Linked DNA regions of Homo sapiens: region 1 is linked to region 2. A link is a contact called in ENCODE Hi-C or POLR2A ChIA-PET data. All regions are on one chromosome and are shown on one strand. The core of a region is the stretch at or near the end of the contact, and the rest is flanking DNA. Distances in the headings are between cores, read along the strand shown.

Region 1 (2,700 bases), core at 156-2,655, 35 kb before region 2:
TTTTCAAACAACCCAACAGTTAGAAATAACTAACTTATTACTTTTCAATATAAGTAAATATCATCCTAGAGACTAAATTAGCCAGTAGGGCATGAAATGTGATTAGGAAAAATGCAAATAGTTGCAAGTATTCTTTTCTTGGCATTGATATGAAGAGCAAAATACAAAGAAAAAAGTCTTCTCACAATATAATAGACTTGTGGTAAAAATGCTACTTTCTTTGCAACATTAACTTGTTTATGGAAACATCTATTTTCTGATTTATAAAACCAGGTCAAATATGTTAATTTTGTAGATAGTGACTTGTTGGATTACTGCTAATTCCACATTCCATGTTGGTCTGTACTTACCCCACTGTTCTTGAATGGCAGAAAGATTTGCGAGCAATTGCTCATGATACAATCGTTCTAGCTGAATGAATTTCATTGCTTTCTCATCTGAATAGAACATTTAAGGAAAATAGAAATCCACACTATTTACATTATTCCCATATTTGAAGAACAATGTCCTATAGATGTTGAGAAATTTGCAGCTTACTAAAACATGAGAGGACTCTAAATATTTTTAAATTTAAACATATCTAAAGTAATGTTTCTCTCTTTTTTTTTTTTTTTCCTTGAGATGGAATCTTGCTCTGTAGTCCAGGCTGGAGTGCAGTGGGGCAATCTCAGCTCACTACAACCTCCACCTCCCGGGTTCAAGCGATTCTCCTGCCTCAGCCTCCCAGGTAGCTGAGACTACAGGCGCCTACCACTGCGCCTGGCTGATTTTTTTGTATTTTTAGTAGAGACGGGGTTTCACCATGTGAGCCAGGCTCGTCTCGAACTCCTCACCTCGTGATCTGCCTGCCTCGGCCTCCCAAAGTGCTGGGATTACAGGCATGAATCACTGCGTCCAGCTTTTTTTTTTTTTGAGACACAGTCTCCCTCTGTCACCGAGGCTGGAGTGCAGTGGTGCCACCTTGGCTTATTGCAACCTCCCCCTCCTGGATTCAAGTGATTCTCCTGCCTCAGCCTCCAGAGTAGCTGGGATTACAGGCATGCACCATCATGCCCGGCTCCTTTTTGTATTTTTGTCAAGATGGGGTTTCACCACGTTGGCCAGGCTGGTTTTGAACTCCTGACCTCAAGCGATCTGCCTGCCTCAGCCTCCCAAATTGCTGGGATTACAGGTGTGAGCCACTGCGCCCAGCCTAGTAATGTTTCTTGGTTTTGAAGTAGGTAAATTTTAATGTGGCATATTATGCAATAGCTACTTGGATTCCACACTATCGGCAAACAGAAACTAAAAGAAGGTTTTAATGCTCAAGGAATGTCTGCTGCGGAGTCAACTAAAAGTAATTTAAGGAAACAGGACCACATGGAATCCTGGAATCTACATGTTTCCCTTTTTTATTTCTCTCCTTACTTTCTGTCAAAGAACTATGTGACTCTCTGGTCAAGTGTTTCTGTTTCAAGTCACCTTGATCCTTATTATTTCCCACTGAATGCTTTTCTCCCACAAGACCAAAGGATCACATGCCTAAACAATGACAGGGCAAAAACTTATATGGGTCTTTTGTAAACACTCAATTAACTTGCCACAGTGATTTCCATTATTATCACGTGATTCTACTTCTTTGTAAATGATCCTGTGAGCTTTAGCCTTCTCATTTGTATCACACAGATCTGCATCTTGTGAGGTCAGGATACACTGTCCAACTGCCTACCTTCCTCTGGGCAATGCTCTAAATGCTGACCCAGAAAAAAGGAAGAGAAAAACTCACTGTTCAGCTTTTTGTCTTCATGATCACTCAGAAGTTCTCTCTCTCTCGCTTGCTACCAAGCTAGCTTTGAGATTTACTGCTTTTGGTCAAAATACACTCTTCCACTAATGCCTTCTTCCAGCTGGCTGTCTTCTTGCCTGCCCTATGTCGTAAAATGGGGGTCCCTTACTGCATTATCCAAGGGGAAGGCAAGACTGGGCTGTCTAGTCCAGGACCAATTACAACGACAGATACGACGAGATTCACCATCACGGGGGCGGCAATGTCCCGGGTCCCAAGTCTGTGGCGCACGTTGCCAAGCTCAAAAAGGCAAAGGCTAAAGAACATGCCGCTAAACTGGGTTAAATGTACACTGTTGAGTGTTCTGTACATAAAAATAATTAAAATAATACAAATTTTCCTTCAAAAAATAAATACAAATACTTATTTTAGTAAAATTAAGGCCTATTTATGAAGGTAAACTTTGGATGGTTCTAGGAAATTTTGTGAAGAGACAGAAATTTCCTACATTTTGCTTTCTGAGGTGGTTACACGGGTACATACAACTGTCAAAACCACTGAAACCATATGATCTGTACATTCTATTACATGTAAAATATACTTCAATTAAAAAAAATGAATGGTTCTGTAAGAGTTCTAAAAATTTCTTCCTGTAATTAAGAAAAGGATACAGTCCTCCTCCTGGAAATAGGATTCTGCTATCTGTTAAAAACAAAGAAAACACAGAGAAAATTAAATTAACACTTGGATGAGAAGATAAATTTGAAACAAATTAAGATCTTGAAATTCCAAATGTTTTTGATATCAAATTAAGAAAACTCTTTTTTTAAACTACATTCAACAGTTCAGAAGAAATCTGACTGTAGGCACAGGATGCAATTCTGAAGTTACTCATCTCAAGCAAAGCAGAGACGTTCTTTGGTGTTTACACATCA
Region 2 (2,700 bases), core at 151-2,650:
TAAGGTAAACCAGGACTTCTGAATTCTGAAAGTGTGGTATGTACTCCTAAGGGAGTTAAACTGTCCGTCTATCTACCTAGTGAGTAGAATGGGTTACAATCACAAAACATCAACCCCAGTCCCTATCATTCTGCTTACAGGGGCTTAGCCAGGCATTTACATTTTAAAAATTTGAATGCACTTAGGCAGGGCATGATGTAGACTCCTGTTCACCACAGTCCCCACCAATCTCAGGGATCTCAACTCTGGCCAGTACAGATATTACCCAATTGTCTCCATAAAGCTGATTTAGAGGCCAGCTATCAATGTTCTACTATAGCCGAAGTCAATATATAAAAATGCAAATAGGCCTTTGGGGATTCATATTTTATGGCATTACTAGTTATTACTTTTGATATCAGTTAACATCCCAAAAAGCAGGTTGCATCTGACATTAAACTAGTATGGAACTGGAAATATATTTTTAGGAATGTACATTAGGGGAATGGGGCAGGGACAGGTACATCTGAAAAGAGACAGTATTAAAAAGTTCCTAGGAAATAAAAAAAAGTACTGACAAAAGAAGTAAAATGGACTTAAAGTCAAATCAAATTAATTTCTTAATTTTGCTTAATGGTACTCCCAGTCACGCCACTCAGAAATCATCTTGTGTAGCTGGTGCAGTGGCTCCTGCCTCTAATCCTAGCACTTTAGGGGGCCAAAGCTGGTGGATGGCTTGAGCCTAGGAATTCAGGACCAGCCTGGGCAACATGACAAAAACCCGCCACTACAAAAAAAAAAAAAAAATTCAGCTGAGCGCAGCGGCATGCGCTTGTAGTCCCAGCTACTTGGGAGGCTGAGGTGAGAGAATCACCTGAGCCTGGGAACTTGAGGATGTTTTTGAGCCACGAGCACGCCACTGCACTCCAGCCTAGGTGACAGAACAAAATCCTGTCTTAAATAAATAAATAAATAAATAAATACCATCTTGTGACACACATAAACACAACAACTACCATTTAGAAGAAGCTGTTTTATGCTGGGTACTTTACAAAGTGCTTTACATACAGAGTCATTCATTCTAAGGACAATCCTGCAAGACATGTAGGATCAGCCTTCCTTACAGATGAGAAAAGGGGTTCAGGGAAATGAGCTCCTTTTCTAAGATCATATAGGTAAGAACAGGCAGAACCGAGACTCAAATAACCAAGATTCAAATCCAAAGTCTTTGTTCTCACTACACCAGCCTGACTCAGGCTTTTTAAGGTTCTAGCCTCCTTGTCATCCTTCAGCTGGCCACACTGTGAAGGCCTCCAGAGAAACAAGTCAGGGCACTGATAGTGGCAGGTCAATTGAGAAAGGTCTTCCCTTCCCAGTTTCCATGTGCTGCCTATTTCTGGCTTCCCGCCATTTGCTGAACTGTTTTGTTAAATGCTTTGATACTATGGTGACTAGCGCTGAGTAAATATCTAGTGTTGTTACGACAACCATAAAACACATCATCTAAACTTGTCTCATACAAATATACAAACTTTATGGGACAGTGGTAGCCACCGCTTGGGGAAGGGAAGAATGAGGAGTGACTGCTAATGGGTACGTGATTTCTTCCTGGAGGATAAAATGTTCTGGAATTAAATTGTACAACTTTGTGAATATACTAAAACCACTAAATTGTACCCTTTAAAAAGGTGAATTTTATGGTATACGAATTACAAGTTTTTTAAAACTACATGGAGATAATCAAATAGTCAGATATTAACAGGTGTTGGTGAAGATGGAGAGAAACTGTAACCCTCATACAGTGCTGGCAGGACTGTAAAATGGTGCAGTTGCTTTGGAAAACTGTTTGGCATAAAGTTACCATATGATCCAGCAATTCCACTCCTAGAGATATATAACGAAGAGAAATGAAAACACATGTCTCTACAAAAACTTGTACAGCAATGTCCATAGAATAGTCAAAAAGTGGAAAGAACCCAAACATCCCTCAGCTGATGTATAAATGAAATACGGTCTATCCATGCAACAGAATATTATCTGACCACAAAAAGGAACAAAGTACTGATATATGCTACAAAATGGGTCAACCATGAAAACATGTTAAATGAAAGAAGCCAGTCAAAGACCTTCTATTGTATGATTCCACTAATATGCAATGTTCAGAGTAGACAAATCTGTAGAAAAAGTAAGTAGATTAATGGCTGCCTCAGGTTAGGATGTCTAAGTGGAAGTAAGAAGTGGGTGCTAATATGTAAGTGGCTGCTTTGTGTGGTGAAGAAAACATACTAAAATTGACTGCTGATGGTTACACATCCCTGTGAGTATACCAAAAATCAGTGAATTATATATTTTAAGTAGGTGAATTGCATGTATATGAATTACATCTTAATAAAACTGTTTAAAAAACACATTAATTTCCATTGTTTTTCTCCCCCCAGGTAAGAATGTGAAAAATAATAATAAATAAGTAATGGTCATTAGTTTTTAGGATAATATTTACCTAAAGCTTTGCCATTTTAACTACAGTGAAAAATTTTTTCTTTTTCTTTTTTTTTTTTTGAGACAGGATCTCACTCTGTCTCCAAGTTGGGGTGCAGTGGTGCAACCATGCAGCTCACTGCTGCTGTGATCCTCCCACCTCAGCCTCCCAAGTAGCTGGGACTACAGGCACGTGCCACCATGCCCAGCTAATTATTTTACTTTTTGTAGAGATGAGGTCTC

What was found. Hi-C counts contacts between places; a loop is a spot of excess contacts on that map. ChIA-PET counts read pairs that join two places held with the same protein, here RNA polymerase II (POLR2A). Pooled maps may share reads with other maps.
Region 1: a map of IMR-90 shows a loop between it and region 2 (2.0-fold over the local background). The contact joins two enhancer-like sites. A Hi-C loop is called at or near these places in 3 of 168 maps with a recorded cell type or tissue (IMR-90, PC-9 and naive thymus-derived CD4-positive, alpha-beta T cell), 13 of 37 single-sample maps with no recorded cell type and 13 of 50 pooled maps. POLR2A ChIA-PET finds 5 or more read pairs at or near these places in 6 of 52 experiments (A549, AG04450, BJ and 3 more).

Annotation. Positions count from the first base shown.
Region 1 is chr1:246,631,661-246,634,360 of GRCh38, reverse strand. It overlaps CNST (consortin, connexin sorting protein), which reads right to left. Exons shown (of 11, transcript NM_152609.3): 4 at 2,437-2,467; 5 at 351-437. It also overlaps the pseudogene RPL7AP82. Among named protein-coding and RNA genes, the nearest start is that of CNST, 67 kb to the right of the region's middle. RefSeq lists an enhancer at 1-278. Within about 2 kb of position 1,405, at least 2 of the 41 ENCODE cell types and tissues checked have a DNase peak (open chromatin) inside an H3K27ac peak, as active enhancers do.
Region 2 is chr1:246,596,236-246,598,935 of GRCh38, reverse strand. All of the region lies in intron 2 of CNST (consortin, connexin sorting protein), which reads right to left. Among named protein-coding and RNA genes, the nearest start is that of CNST, 31 kb to the right of the region's middle. Within about 2 kb of position 1,400, at least 7 of the 41 ENCODE cell types and tissues checked have a DNase peak (open chromatin) inside an H3K27ac peak, as active enhancers do.